Linked DNA regions of Homo sapiens: region 2 is linked to region 1. The links are chromatin loops, found by intact Hi-C in ENCODE. Cell type or tissue: HepG2. All regions are shown on one strand.

The links. Peaks named below come from ENCODE experiments on the same cell type or tissue, not always from the same donor. Only the 100,000 strongest peaks of a DNase experiment are listed, where the experiment ranks them.
Region 2: a loop joins it to region 1, with 8 times the contacts of the local background. A loop is called at or near these places in 31 of 110 quality-filtered maps.

What each region holds. Positions count from the first base shown.
Region 1 is chr11:20,590,054-20,598,053 of GRCh38, forward strand. No RefSeq gene overlaps it. Among named protein-coding and RNA genes, the nearest start is that of SLC6A5, 5.6 kb to the right of the region's middle. RefSeq lists an enhancer at 3,353-3,522. In HepG2, no CTCF peak of the experiment used is centred here; a DNase peak (open chromatin) is centred at 4,778; H3K27me3 peaks cover 1,879 bases.
Region 2 is chr11:20,394,328-20,402,327 of GRCh38, forward strand. PRMT3 (protein arginine methyltransferase 3) reads left to right here. Exons shown (of 16, transcript NM_005788.4): 6 at 1,476-1,635; 7 at 3,250-3,394. Among named protein-coding and RNA genes, the nearest start is that of PRMT3, 11 kb to the left of the region's middle. In HepG2, a CTCF peak has its summit at 3,100 (motif pointing right); a DNase peak (open chromatin) is centred at 3,104.

The sequences.
Region 1 (8,000 bases):
AATGCTCTCACCGTGGGCAATGACAGAGGGTCTTTCCTTTGTCAGTCCCACCAATCACCCAGACTCTTAAATGGTTTGGATGTAGCTTCTCATTTGGCCCCAAAGCTGTGCCCAGGTTAATGACTTGGAAAAACATGTCATCATCCACATAATCTGCAGAAACCAGAGAGAGCCCTGAATCAGGCATTTCCACTGCAGAAGAAGCATTCACAAATCCTCCACATTTTAACAATGTTTGTATTATTTCTTGCAATTGTTTAATTAAATCCTGTGTAAACAGATGAGCTTATTTGCTTGAGTCCTAATAGTTGTAAAATTTGCATATTGTGCATACTGACAATTACAAATACTTGTATTTACCAAATAATATTATTTCCATAAAAAATTCCTTTATGTTAAAGAGAAAACTGATTTATTCTTTATGGAAACATAGTATGGTCTTTGTTCCCATGGCTTTTTTATAGCCAGAAGTATTCACAGATTGCTGAGCATCGTTAGGAAAATGAATGAAAACAAAGCACAGAGCACTGTCACTCTCTGCTCAGAGCTTGGTTACATCTTCATACACAGCTCCATGTCTCCATTTTGAAGGCAGTCATCAGAAAAACTGGTCCAGATAAGATGAATCCAATTCTGAAAAATGTGCAATTCCTTTAGGAAGTAATCCCATAGTTAGGAACCGACACTACGAATCAAAATTAGAGACATGAGCAAAGATGTATATAGACAGAAATATATATAATATAGTACTATTTATCTTAAAAATTAGAAATGGCTGGGTATATTGGCTCATGCCTGTAATCCCAGCACTTTGGGAGGTCAAAGAAGGAGGATTACTTAAGCCCAGGAATTAGAGGCTGCAGTGAGCCATGATTGTGCCACTGCACACCTGCCTGGGCAACAGAGCAAGACCCTGTCTCAAAATAAAATAAAATAAAAATTAGAAACAGTTCAAATGCATAGTAATTGTTTACTACTTAAATTGTAGTATATTCATGCTATGAAAATCTATGCAGTAATTAAAAATGATGATGTAAATTTTATGGCAATGAAATGGAACTATATCAATAATATAAGTGAAAAAAGATTATAAAACAATATGAATAGCATGATCTCGATTTTGTAAAAACAAAAACTACGTCTCTATACATATGAAAGACTAGGAAGCTCTACACCAAAACATTAATAAGATACATTTTAGGCTAGATAGGAATGTGTATTTTTATGTTTTCTTGGGGGGAGTTTTTCCAACCTTTTCATATTAAGCCCATATTATTTTTATAATCAGAAATATAATACAAATGAAAACTAATAAAATACAAAAATATGGTTTAGCAAAGATAGTAAGATGGCATGTAAGAAACTAAGAGGCTATTCTGTGACTTTTTAAATCGTTTATTCAAAAATACTACTGCATATCAGTACAAGTTGGAAAGAGGCTTAAAAAATTCATACATTTCTGCCTTTGAAGCATTCACAATTTAGAACAGTATTGTCCAGTAGAATTTTCTGCAATTAACAGAAATGTTCTTTGTACTGTCTAATGTAAGTAGCTGTTGGGCACTAAGAATATAGTTAGTGTGAGTGAATAATACAATTTTGCATTTAATTTTATTTTAATTAATTAAAATAACAGTAGCCACACTTGGCTATTAGCTGTTGTAGTTGAAAAGATGCACATGGAAATAAATAATTACAATGCACTAGTGCTAGGGAAGCACAGAGAATGGAGATATTAACTTTTTTCATAAAAAACCTCCAAGAGGAGATACATGTTGGGCAAAGTCTTACGTATAGGTAGAAATTCATTCTAGAAGGAAGAGCATTGCAGGCAGAGGACACTGCAGTGGCAAAGGCATAGCGTTATGATGGGCTTGGCATTTTAAGGGAGGTGCAGTGTAAAGAGATAGAAAAAAGAACCCATTTGAAGAAAAGAAAAAAAAAACAGGCAAAGCTCATTTCCCATCAAGAAAGATGGGCAGAGGCCGGGCGCGGTGGCTCATGCCTGTAATCCCAGCATTTTGGGAGGCTGAGACGGGCGGATCACCAGGTCAGCAGATCGAGACCATCCTGGTTAACACAGTGAAACCCCGTCTCTACTAAAAATACAAAAAATTAGCTGGGCGTGATGGCGGGAGCCTGTAGTCCCAGCTACTCGGGAGGCTGAGGCAGGAGAATGGCGTGAACCAGGGAGGCGGAGCTTGCAGTGAGCTGAGATAGCGCCACTGCACTCCAGCCTGGGGGACAGAGCGAGACCCCGTCTCAAAAAAAAAAAAAAAAAAAAGATGGGCAGAATAAAGTCCTTAGAATGGCCCATTATTTTAAAAACCAAAGAAGAAAGATGGGCAAAATACATAAAGATTTGGTGAACAAATCCAGGAATATTAAGATGTGTAGAAAGGAGTCATCTGGGTACATCTCTAAGGGCATAGTGTCAGACTTCAGATAGTAACTTTCAACTCTGGTATCTCAAAGTAGAAGGAGCTCTTGCCAGGCACCATGCTAGAAGCTTTTATACACTTCATCTTATTTAATCAATCAAAGGAACTCCATTTTATTGAAAAGGAAAGTGAGGCTCTGCAGATAAGTAAATGTTAGTTAGCCACACGTTGGCTATTAGCTTCCCAAGAACACATAGTTAACAAATGGCTGAACTTGGTTCAAACTCTTGACTAATGTGTACTACTAAAGCCCTATTTTCACGATATAATGTTACCCTCCACCCAGAAAGATGTTTAAACTGAAATAGAAACACCCTGAAATAGAATGTAGATTCTAAGAGATTATTCTAAAAGATTTGTAGATCATTTCCAAGCTCTAATGGTGAAATTCCAAGGGACAACTACCATAATGATTAACTCTGGATTGTCTGCCAAAAATGGTAGGCATAGGTGGCCTCCTCCAGGCCGTTGTTTGAAATGGTCTTAGAAATCTGGATGCCACAGATTGCTAGAACCAACAGTTGCAAATGGGGTGCCAATGTCCATAGTCCCCTAGACCCAATTTACAAGGGTGCTACCCAGTGACAAAATCACAAGGTCCTAAAGCTTGTTAATGCTGTCTAGCAGTTCTGTACAGGTATAAATTCTCTTGAATTTTCCAAGTTCTGCTTCATGGATTAGCATCCTTACCATTGTACCTTTCTGAACCTTCTTCATGTTCCACCCAATAGCCTTGGTTAACTACATAAACTGCCTGTACAGTGAAGATTTCCAACATCTGTTTCATTCTACTTGTGGGAATTCCTGCTAGGTTTTCCTGACATTGAACTTAATTCCCCACCCCCCATTGCCCCACCAACTAGGACAAAAAAAGAAGACCAGGGAAACATTTAAGAAAGAGAAAAAAAGAGAATCTTATTCACCAACATTGCAGACACATTATCAATTCTCTTGTATTAGAAGTCTCCTATTTCCCATAATAAATATATTTGAGACCTTACAAGATCTGACCTCTTACAAGGCTAGTATCTCCCATTTTGGGGTTCGGGAACTTTCAGCAGATGGATAAACACAGAAGACTCATACCTGGAAGGAGATTACTGAGTAGTTTCACCAAAAATATGCAACAAGCAAAGCACGACTACCAAAAGGATAGCAGAGGAAAGGCAGCAGAGGAAAGGGGTGAATGCTTACTGGAAAGACATTAATGTTATCATTATGGAAGAATTAGAAATCAGGAATTTTCAATTTGGTGTAATTTTAATGTAAATTACTTTATAGTTTAGTGTACATTATAAGGATAAGGGTGGGGGTAGCAGAGCAGCATCATATTTTCCAAGACTGTGTCCTCTGAAGGTCTTAATTATGCCCTGGTTCCACCCCAGCAGAGCTAAGAGATAGAAACATGATGACCTGAGGAAGGAGGATTAGCCACATATTGGTAGCTGGGATCCTTAATTAACCGAATTCATTTTTCTGAGCTCTACTCTTCAGAGAAAGACAATAAAATAGGCGTAGGGGTAATACTTCCTAATGAAAGCCTCGGTGAATATTCTCATTAATTAAAGCAATAGATTCTAGTGCTGAATTCTTTCCTTTAAATTTTTTATACATATTTTACATAAATTTATAAGTATGACTAGTAGAACTATTTTTGTTTAAGTACAATCTTTGTCACCCTCCGTCCACTTTTTCTGCTTGGCTCTTCCCTCGTCTCCTGAGCTCACATCAATGCCCACATTGTCTACCAGTAATCTTACCTACTAACTTATGTGTGTGCGTCACATTTTACTAGAACACATACACACACACGCGCGCACACACACACACACAGACAGAAGAGAGAGGGAGAGACAGACAGACATGGCATTTTAGTTACTATTTATTTTATAAAAATAAGATTGTATTATACATACTTTAATGTATCTGGCTTTTCTCAATACATCATGAAAATCTCTCCAATCTCTGAATGGTTCTAATTCAATCTTTTTAACAGCTACAAATCATTCCACGCTGCAGATACTCTAATGATCTAATGTGGCTATTTCTTTTTTCCGCAGGCTTTCACTTTATCAACTATGCTATAATAAACACTCTTGCACTATGGTTTTTTATTTCTCTGGGATAGATTTCTAAGAGTGAGATTGCTGGGTCAAAGGATAATATAGTTCTTTTTTCTTTCTTTCTTTTTTAAAGAGATGCCACTAGAATTTGTTTCTAATTTGTCAAATGACCTTGAGTACTCACTTTTCCTCCCTGGACCTGGAACTCTGCTTTCTCACTGATAAGGCAGGCATGTGGAACTATAGATGACCTTGAACTCCTTTTCATCTTGTCATATACTTCTCTGCTTCTGCGCTAGCACCCACTGCCCTGTGTTTTGCTGCAGTGAAGTGAGAATCATCATTACTGCTGACTCAGGAACAAGCGTTCTGCCTGTCTGAGTCATGGAATTTTGGACCTGCATTTTGCACAGACTGATTATTTAGCTGAACCATTGATTTCCAAGTATGAGCTCTTCTGAAATGCTATGATGAGGGATGCTTGCTTTGATTAACTTGTGTTTCCCTGACACCCCTGGGTTCAGATGAGAACTGAACAGTGAGGCTGATTATGAAGCTCCAAGCTTCTGTCCTTTCTTTATACTGAAATTTACCTTCATATAAACAAAAAGTGCCTCAGGAAAAACTCATAGCAGCTTCTGTATTTGAGCACTTTTCCTGGATGCTCCTAATTTTCATTTAGTAAAGGTAAATACTTGATTATTGGGCGACCAAACACTGGATGAGGAGGGAAAATGTTGCACAATCATTACGTATTTTGTAAGGTTTTCTATTCTGCATAAGTCTACCCATATTAAACCTTCCGACCCAGGGAGAGGGATTTGTCTTATTTGCTAATTTTGAGAGGCTTCAAACATATGTTTCCTTTAGACTGAATAATATTGTTAACAATAGCTTATTGAAAGTATGCCGGGTAGCCAATCTCAATCTAGGCACTTCGCATGCGTTCTTTCGTTTAATCCTCAGGCCACCCTTGAGGTTAGGTTAATTTTTTTTTTTTTGAGACGGAGTCTCGCTGTCTCCCAGGCTGGAGTGCAATGGCGCCATCTTGGCTCACTGCAACCTCCGCCTCCCAGGTTCAAGCTGTTCTCCTGCCTCAGCCTCCTAAGTAGCTGGGACTACAGGTGCGTGCCACCATATTCAGCTAATTTTTTGTATTTTTAGTAGAGACGGGGTTTCACCATGTTAGCCAGGATGGTCTCGATCTCCTGATCTCATGATCCGCCTGTCTTGGCCTCCCAAAGTGCTAGGATTACAGGCGTGAGCCACTGCGCCGGCCGAGGTAGGTTAATTTTTATTATGCTCATTTTACTGATGGGGAATTTCCCCCAAGGTCACAGAGCTAGGAAGTGGTGCAGTGTGTCTGCAGAGCCCACATTCTTAGCACAGAACAACACTGCAATGGAGCTGGGCAGTAGTAGACAAGTGGGACAAAAATACGGCATGGCTTCTTGACTATCGGCCATGTCACCTGAAACCCACACTGAGCCCTCACATCCATCATCTATGGAAGTTGTAGGTGTTAACGACTCCCATGTTAAAATCACATAAACATAGACATAGGCGCTCATACTCTATCCCTCATGTGGTGGATGGAGAGGAGCCAACACAGACAGGGACTCAAAGCTAGGCTCTGCCCTCTGACCCTGGACACGTTCCTTCGCCTGTCAGTCGCACTGGCAGCTCTTTCTTGCATGCTGCCCTGAGGACCAGAGGAGGCTGGTGCCACAGTGCCCCGCTAACGCCAGAGCAATAGCTTGTAAAACACCGGTATCTTTCCCTCCTCTCTCCTTCCTTAGTGCAAAGGAGGGCAGCGACTTGAATGCGGTAGGCCGCCCTCTGGGCCCTCTCCTGTCTGGGTTGCAGCTGGCGTTTCGTGTCTTGGCAGTAACACTGGCGTCAGGACTGTCACCGGATGGCCTGTTTTTCAGAAGGCTACCCCCATACAACCGAGTGGACACGAGTTTTCAAAAATATTTATTTGCTTATCTGCAAGGCAGGAGAGGAGGGAACAAAGTGATCGAGGACAAAATCAATTACTATTTTTCATCTTTGACAAAGTAATTAAGGCCGTAGTGACTGGCTAATTCAGACCGAATGGCTGCGCGGTGATGGATGCGGATTTACGGCCTCCTTGGCTGCGGCGCGCTGGGCCTGATTATCACTATAAACAGGCGTCCGCGGAGGGCGGGGGCGGAGGCCCGCGTCTAGAGGACGTGCGGCTGGTCTTCTTCTTCTTCTTCTTCTTTTTTTTTGTTTTTGTTTTTTAATACTGCGGTTCCATCCTCTGCGCTTCGTAGGCGCTGACACACACCCATACGCACGACCTGCTGCCCCAGGGCCTGGCTTCCTGCCTCCGCATGCTCTCTCCCGCCCCTGAAGCCCAACCTTCAAGCCCTGCTGATGCCCGCCCCTCCGTCCCAGCGTTGGCCTCATAGCGAACCCTCTTAGGCCTCTCCGTTCCAGACCCTCCCTCCATTCTCCACGTAGCCCCTCCCTTCTAGAATCTTGCGGCTGAAAGTGGGGGCAGGCGGGGAGCCCGAATAGCGCCTCAGCCAAACCCCGCAGCCGTTCCTGCGCGTCACCCGCCTCTGCAGAGCCTGACGCGCGGCAGTCTCCACGCCGGAACCCAAGTGCTCACTGGGCCGGGGAGGGCCAGCGGGCGAAATATCAGGCCTGGGGGCTGAGCGGGGGCGCTGGGCGTCACTCAGGCCCAGGGCCGCAGCTGGGGGAAGTGAGAAGGCCGGCAGGATTCTGCCCACTCTGCGCAGTTCTCCCTTCCTCCCGGGGCAGCCAAGTCTGTGCGCCCTGGAACGTCCGGGCGCCGCGTAGACTCTCCATTCGCACCTGGCCCTTTGCGGGGGCTGCTCAAATGCAAATTGGGAAACTGGCCAGAACCTTCCAAAGTCGTGACTGTCCCTCGGGGAAGTCGGCCGGGGAACCGCAGAGGGAGGCCTACACCGATCTTTGGGCCCGCCTCGTGGTACCGCTCCGGCCGATCGCTCTCTGAGCCCGAGCCTGCCTGCCAGGCCTGCCTTCTACAGTTCTCGCATTCGTCTTGAGCCCTCTCGGAAACTGGGGACTGTTTAGGCAGAAACACTCGTAGGTCCCCTTGGCGTCCCCCAAGATGCCAAGAGCCTGCGGGGTGCTTCTCAGCGCCAGCCGGAACTTGAGCAGGCACCCCTGCGGAATTCTCAGTCCCACCCACTCAGACGACCCTCCTCCAGCCAGAGTCCACCACAGCCCACCCTACCCTCTTAACCCTCGTTCCCGACCTCTCCCTACGAGCGGGCCCCGGGGAGAGAGCGACTGACCCTAGCGACAGCCCGGCGGGAGGTGGTTGGGATCTTCTCCAGGGTTCAAAAGCGACTTTCTGAGCCCCAATTTCCTCAGCTTTGCAATTGGTATAGTTTCTGAAAGGCCATTGCTAAATCTAACCGAGATAATTCATGGATATCCCTTGCACAATGGTTGAGTATTGAGATCTCAATAGACG
Region 2 (8,000 bases), 200 kb before region 1:
AGGATATTTAATAATATCAGCAATAAGACTTTAGTGTATAGATTTCACTCCACCTTGCCCAGGATGAAAAATTATTGAATGTGTAGAATTCTTTACACGCTGTCCTTAGGAATGTTTTTTTTTTCCTCCAGTTTTATTCAGGTATAATTGATAAGTGAAAATTGTGTACATTTCAGGTATACAATGTGATGATTTGATATGCATATACATTGTGAAATGATTACCATAACCAAGCTGATTAACATCATCACCTCACATTCCATTTTTTTATTTTTGTGGTGAGAACAGTTAAGATCTATTGTCTGCAAATTTCAAGTATACAGTGCAGCATTTTTAACTATAGTCACTTTACAATAGACAGATGCCCAGAACTTACTCATCTTGTAGCTGAAAGTGTGTACCCTTTGACCAACATCTCCTCATTTCCACCACCATTCCACTCTCTGCTGCTGTGAGTTTTTTTTTAATTCCACACAAGAGTGAGATCACACAGTATTTGTCTGTTTGTGTCTGGCTTATTTTGCTTCACATAATGTCCTCCATGTTCATTCATATTTTCATATATGGCAGGATTTCCCTTAAGCAATATCTGAATTTAATACCTGCTACAATAAGGACATGGGCTAGGAGGTGGCTTTGTGTAATGGGAAGAACGTGGGCTGGGAAGGCAGGTTTGGGTTTAAATCTTAGTTCCTCCATAAACAGATATATAACTTTAGGATAGTCACTTAATTTCTCTGAAATTTATTTTTTCCTTGCCTAAAATAGGGATAAATACATCTTAACTGTGTTTTGAGAATAAAACAAGATGTAATGATGTACTGGAAAGATACCTGCTGATCAATAAATATTAGGTTTTTTTCTTTCTACTTTTTTCTTTCTTCCTGGATTTGGTTGAGTATAATTAATAATTAATATTTAAATATATGTTCAGTTTAGCCAACTAATGAAAAACTTAGACTAACAGCATGCTCTTTGAATTCAAATTAAAATAGTGTAGATGATAAATATTTATTATTATTATTATTACTTTTAAGACCGAGTCTCACTGTATTGCCCAGGTTGGAGTACAGTGGTGCGATCACAGCTCACTGCAACCTCCGCTTCCGAGGTTCAAGCAATTCTTCTGCCTCAGCCTCCCAGGTAGCTGGGACTAAAGGCTCGCATCACCAGACCTGGCTAACTTTTTGTATTTTTTTTTTTTTAGTAGAGATAAGGTTTCACCAAATTGGCCAGGCTGGTCTTGAACTGTTGGCCTCAAGTGATCTGCCTGCCTCGGCCTTCCAAAGTGCTGGGATTACAGGCAAGAGCCACTGTGCAAAGCCAAGATGATTAATATTCAATTAAAAGTACTTTCACTAATCTTTCTCAATTGGCCACATAGTAGAAACTTAGGGCGTATTTATTCCTAACATATTTATACTTGTTTTATTGTTATAAGATGGCCTGATAATAATGTCCATTTATTTCTTTAGATGTAGAAGATCTTTATGAACCGGTGTCAGTACCCTTCTCATACCCCAATGGACTCAGTGAAAATACATCTGTTGTTGAAAAATTGAAACATATGGAAGCCAGGGCACTGTCTGCTGAAGCCGCATTGGCCAGAGCACGTGAGGATCTGCAAAAAATGAAGTAATTTATCAATCTTGCAAAATTAATTGTTTTAGATCTCCAGAATAATACAACCTAATGGCAAAGTAGAATATAGTAGAACATTTCATATACTGGAAAGTACAATGTAGATATTTTATCTTCATACTGTTAAAGATATGTAGCATTTTTGTACACTATGGATATAGTTAATTAATATAAAATCTTATAGTTTTACCTATTCTGATATGTTCTGACAAATGTTGTCCTCATGAATGTTTTTGTTCTTTATTGCCTTCCTTTCAGTTTTCCTGTTTGCATTGATTTCTCCATTTTACTTTTTCTATCCTAGTTTTTTAAAGTGGAAGGATTAATCTTTTTGAGGTTTGGGGAAAATACAGGGTTGAAGTTTTTAGTTTTAAAGAATCAAAATGTAGGCCGGGTGCGGTGGCTCACACCTGTAATCTCAGCACTTTGGGAGGCCGAGGCAGGAGGATCATGAGGTCAGGAGTTTGAGACCAGCCTGGCCAACATGGTGAAACCCTGTCTCTACTAAAAATACAAAAATTAGCCGGGTTGTGGTGGTGCACGCCTGTAATCCCAGCTACCTGGGAGGCTGAGACAGGAGAATTGCTTGAATCCGGGAAGGGGAGGTTGCAGTGAGCTGAGATCGCACCACTGTACTCCAGCCTGGGCAACAGAGCAAGACTTTGTCGGGGTGGGGTCGGTGGGGGGGAATCAGAATGTAATTATGGTGTAGTATGAACCCAGAAAACCAGATATACAGTGACAGTTTTTTCCAGTGAATAAATTAGCATTCTACTGGTGTAGTACTTTTCAAAGTTTAATGTGCATAGGAATCAACTGGGATCGTGTTAAAATATAAATTCTGATTCAGAAGATTGAGAATAGGGCCTGAGATTCTGCATTTCTGACAAGTATACCTCACAGGCCTTCCTGTTGGATTTGTAAGCTGTTTGCTGTTGCCTGAGTACCCATCTGATGGTTTGCCAGAATGAATGTCCAGCAGGAAAGATAGTAGAGCCAATTGTAGTTCCTCTTCCCTGTTTCAGAATTTTTATGCTAGGTAACCAAGTAACCAACACCAGCTCTACCTTTTGCCCCTTTGAACTTCTCCCTTTTATATACCTTATGGATTCCTAATATGTCATGATCTGAGAGGGATCTAAGTTTTAGAGCTGGAGTGGGCGGTGCTGGTGTATGTAAATAATTATCTATTTGGGTCTACTTTCTGCTTACATAATACTCCCAAGAAATAATATGGTTTTAAAGAATATTAATAGAGCTGAAATAAACGACATTGATTCATTTGCTAAAAAAGGATTTTAAAACAATAGAAATAATAGAGGATTATAAAAGTAATATGCTTATTTGTTCAGTTGAAAGACATAAGGAGCTACAATCTGCGGTTGGCATTGCTTTTGTGGTTTGTAGAAGGAGTATGTATAATTGTTTCTGAATATTGCCATTGCTTCAGATCCAGCAGGGGGAGCTTTCAGTTGTTCAAGATAGAATGTGATTTAGAAGACTCATCACACTGTACTCCCTCCCCTTTCCTCTTCCTCAACCTCTAGCCTTTCCTTTATTCATGGTCCAATAAACCTGTCTCAAGGGTGTATTTCAAATTGATTACAGACAATTTGCTCAGGATTTTGTGATGCACACAGATGTCAGAACCTGCTCGTCATCTACTAGTGTCATTGCGGACCTCCAGGAGGATGAGGATGGTGTTTATTTCAGCTCATACGGGCATTATGGGATACATGAAGAAATGCTAAAGGTTAGAAAAGAACACAAATGCGTCAAATCCATACTAAAGGAAAAATAGAACAGGTTCTTTCTTAATATATGTGTGCACTATAGGAGACCTCTTTTTTTTGGGTGGGGAGAACTGCTTTTTAAACACCTCTTTGGTGCTTGGTATCTCATCTTGGGTTGAAAATATTACAAGACTGGGCACGGTGGCACATGCCTGTAATACCAGCACTTTGGGAGCCCGAGGCAGGAGGATTGCTTGAGCCCAGGAGTTTGACACCAGCCTGGGCAATACAGTGAGACCCTGTCTCTATTTAAAAAAAAAAAAAAAAAAAAAGATTACAGAGGCATCAGTCATTTGTACATTCCATTTAAAATCATTAATCTTTTTATGAAATCACTTTTTCCTTAAAATATTGGAAAAACGACAATTTTAGTCTTCTCAAGGGCAGCTATTAAATAGGAACAATTAGATGGATTAAATTATATATTACCTTTTAACGTGTAAAGGAAATGATTAATTTCAGTGTTTTAAATAGCCATACTGACTTTTGTTTGGGCCAATAATAATTCTTTGATATAAAGTTTAATTATAAATCTCACAATTTTTATGGTGTAAGTTTTTTACATTTGAAATAATTGACATATAGGAGTATTTCCTGAATTGGTCAAATTAGGTACAGTTGTGCACTGCATGCTAGTGTTTTGGTCAGTCAGACTGGTGTGATGGTGCTTCCATGAGACTATAATGCCATATTTTTTTTTGTTGTTGTTGAGATGGAGTCTCGCTCTGTCACCCAGGCTGGAGTGCAGTGGTGCGATCTCGGCTCACTGCAAGCTCCGCCTCTCAGGTTCACGCCATTCTCTTGCCTCAGCCTACCGAGTAGCTGGGACTACAGGTGCCCGCCACGGCGCCTGGCTAATTTTTTGTATTTTTTAGTAGAGACGGGGTTTCACCGTAATGCCATATTTTTACTGTACCTTTTCTATCTTTAGATATGCTTAGATACACAAATACCACTGTGTTACAGTTGCCTACAGTATTCAGTACAGTGACATGCTGTACAGGTTTGTAGCCTAGGAGTAATAGGCTATCTTACAGAGCCTAGGTGTGTAGTAGGCTATATACCATCTCCATTTGTGAAGTATTCTCTATGATGTTCACACAACAACACATTTCTCAGAAGTATCCCTAGCATTAAGCAACATGTGACTGTATTTAAATCTGGCTGGTTTTAATTTTTATAACGGTAATATCCATATAAAATAGAAGTTGATTTCTAGCTATACTTGATAATTATACATTTTATTAAGTATTATAGATTGTAAAATAGGAAGATGTAATTTTTAGTTCAGTGAAATTGAGAATATCTACATAGAGTAAAATAAATGTTGGAACGTAAAATTGAAAGTTTTAGATGTTTATCTCTGAATTTTAGATGCCACCATTACCTGTTCTTAAAACCAACAAACAAAATATCCCTTTCTAAATCCTTCTTTCAGAGATTGTTTTATTTTATGGTTTCCCTGAAGCATAGGCATTTAAGCTAACCAGGGATATTTGATAACATGTATATATTTTGTTGATTCAGTTTTGCTGGATCACAGAATAGAAGTTTGGTAATTGATAATTGTACTTATATGGGGTCTTTTAAAACATTGTCATGTCATTACTAATTGCATGTCATGGTTGTGCTTTTTGTTGTCACGTAGGTAATGGCATAACATTATAAATAATAGATATGTTATTATAAGTAATACGTTATTTTAAGTCTCAGTGAATTTGTTGAAAAGAAATTGACTTGCTTCATTTTCTTTATTAAAATTAATTTTTTTATGTTTAGAGTATTTTCTTTAAAGAGGTTTATCTAGGGCCATGTTTGTCATATTAAATCACCCCATCAGCTTAAATACCATAAACCTTTCATTCCTTTGGTATGGAAATTGTGTTGGGCTTTTCAGACAGATTAAAGGTCACCGAAACTTTCAGTAGAGTGTTGAGTGTTGTGAGTACAATCATCAGGGAAATTCAGTTTGAGTACTTACCATTTACAAATCTTTATCCTGGACACTTGTATGTCAGTAACCATAAGACTTCACACCTGCTCTGGTACGTTTAACTCCTTTCAATGTACATATAGATTTAAGAAGTTCCAACTTGAAGTTTCCAGTGCCACCTTCTCCCTTTGAGAGAATCACTTAAATATCATTCTTTGTGCCTTAGCTTCCTTTAGTTCTTGTGCAGTGTAATTTCCTCCCCTTGGAAATGATTTGATTAAATGTCTATAGGACATATGGATAGTTGATTCAAAAAGAACTGTTTATTCATTTGCATTTTGCCAAGTTACGTGCCTTGGATGAATGTGAAGCATGCCTTATATCACAGCTTTATTTCTTGTTTCTTAGAACGATTCTTAGCACACATAAACTGTTCAAGGTATATTACCACTAGAATCTTACCTAATTTTTATAAATCATTTAAAATTGAGAAATCATATTTACAGGACATATTTTTATGCTTGGCATTGGCCTTGTTTTTATAGAGTATAATTTGGATTTTTTGTTGCTTGGCTTCATGTCTTTCCATGACACTATTTTTGGTACATGTTTTAATTATAATTTTAAATAAAAGTAGCTTGTGATCTTATTTCTTTAGATAAGATGAAGATACCTTTTTTGAATTCCAGAGATATGATTGATAGAGGGATAGATTACATGAACTTTCAGAATTCCTTGCCACTTTATCTTTTTGAAGAAGAGTCATCATTGGCTAACACTATAAATCCGAAATGCATCGGTCTTCTTTGTTTTAAGATAAACATTATTCATTCTGTTGTACATTTATCACAGATCATAGTACCATTTAGTAAAGTGAAATTTCAGTAATTTTTCTTTGCTGCATTCTCTTTATTGTATCTGCACCTGTCTCATGCACTTGGTCCACCTTTATGAGCTTGTAAATTAAAAACATACTGTTGCTTGTGTATGTAAAATTTGTAGTATATAACTTTTTTCTTTACCTTCATTCTTTTTTTTATATTTGTAGGAATAATTTCTTGATACTTTACTAGTCTTAAAATATTATCTTGCTCCTAAGTATTGGAGCAGTAATTTTGTTATTTTATTTTTCTTAGTTTCAAGGTTGATATAAAAAAAATTTTTAAATTTCTGTTTATTGTTGATTTGTATTGACGTGTTAGCCTTTGTTAGAATAAATTTTTAGAAATGGTTATAAAGGCTACTCTTTTATTTGCTTGCGTTTTCGTATTTATTGGATTTTTTTTTTTTCCAAAAATTAAGTGACTGAATTGAAGCTCTGCTATATACAAGACACTATGTTTTGTATACTTTGGATTTCATTACACCAGCATGAGCATACAAACAAAAACAGATTTATATATTGTAAGAGCCAGAATGAAAGATTGTAGTTTAGTTGAGCAGCAGTGCATGGCATTAGGATAGCAGTTGGAATTCTTTTGATTAAGGGGAAGTAGTGGTCAGGCAGTATGATTAGTGGGAGCTTTCTGAGTGACTGCATTCCTGACTGATGTTCACTCTGTGTAAGTTTTGTCGTTTCTGCAAAAATCACTGGTTATAGTATCAGAAGAGTGTAAAATTTGTAAAAGTGTATGAAACGGTATGCTTTGAAAAAAAGTTTTAAAATTAGATAATTAGTTAATATATATACATTTATTCATCTTAGTAATTCTTCAGGAGAAGATTTAATAATTTTTTTGTAAAGCAGTGAGAAATAATCAGAAAACATGGAATTAATTATGGACAATTCCCTTTTTAGGTCTAGTACTTAAGTAAAACAACTTGCCCTTTAAGATCTCCTTTTATGCATTAAAAAAAAACTCAGTTGGCATAAAAATGTATTGGGGGTATGAGTTGTATAAAATTTTGATATTGTAGCAATTGGTGTAATATGTTCTTTTCACCCTAATGTGAAACTTAAAACTAGAATTCCCATTCTATGATATTTATTTTTATCACAGTCATATTTTACTTACTTGACAGCAGAGCCCCTAACTGCTTAATTTGCAGTCAGTATGTGTTTCAACCTAGGGAATCAACTCTGTTCATGAACCAGCATAAATGTTAGAGTTACATGTTTGCCTTGGTCACAGGTTATGGGAGACTCCAGAGTGTAGGAGCCTTATAATGTGGGCTGCAGGGCTCAAATGATTTACTTTTAGGCTTACAGGCTTTTAAACATCATTTCCTACTACAGAAATTTTTACAGACAAAACAGGAATGTAAATCAGATAGGTGCTGATCAATGACTTTCTTAGAAAAACGTATCCAGTTTAGTGTAATTTTTTGTATGTAGCTGAAACGTATCCAGTTTAGTGTAATTTTTTGTATGTAGCTGCAATGTTTACATTTATTTACTTTTATCTCCTTTCTATTTTTGTTTTTGTTTTTTTTTGTTTTTTGAGACGGAATTTGCGCTCTTGTGGCCCAGGCTGGAGTGCAATGGTGCAATCTCAGCTCACCGCAACCTCCGCCTCCCGGGTTCAAGAGATTCTCCTGCCTCAGCCTCCCCAGTAGCTAGGATTACAGGCATGCGCCACCACACCCGACTAATTTTGTATTTTTAGTAGAGACAGGGTTACTCCATGTTGGTC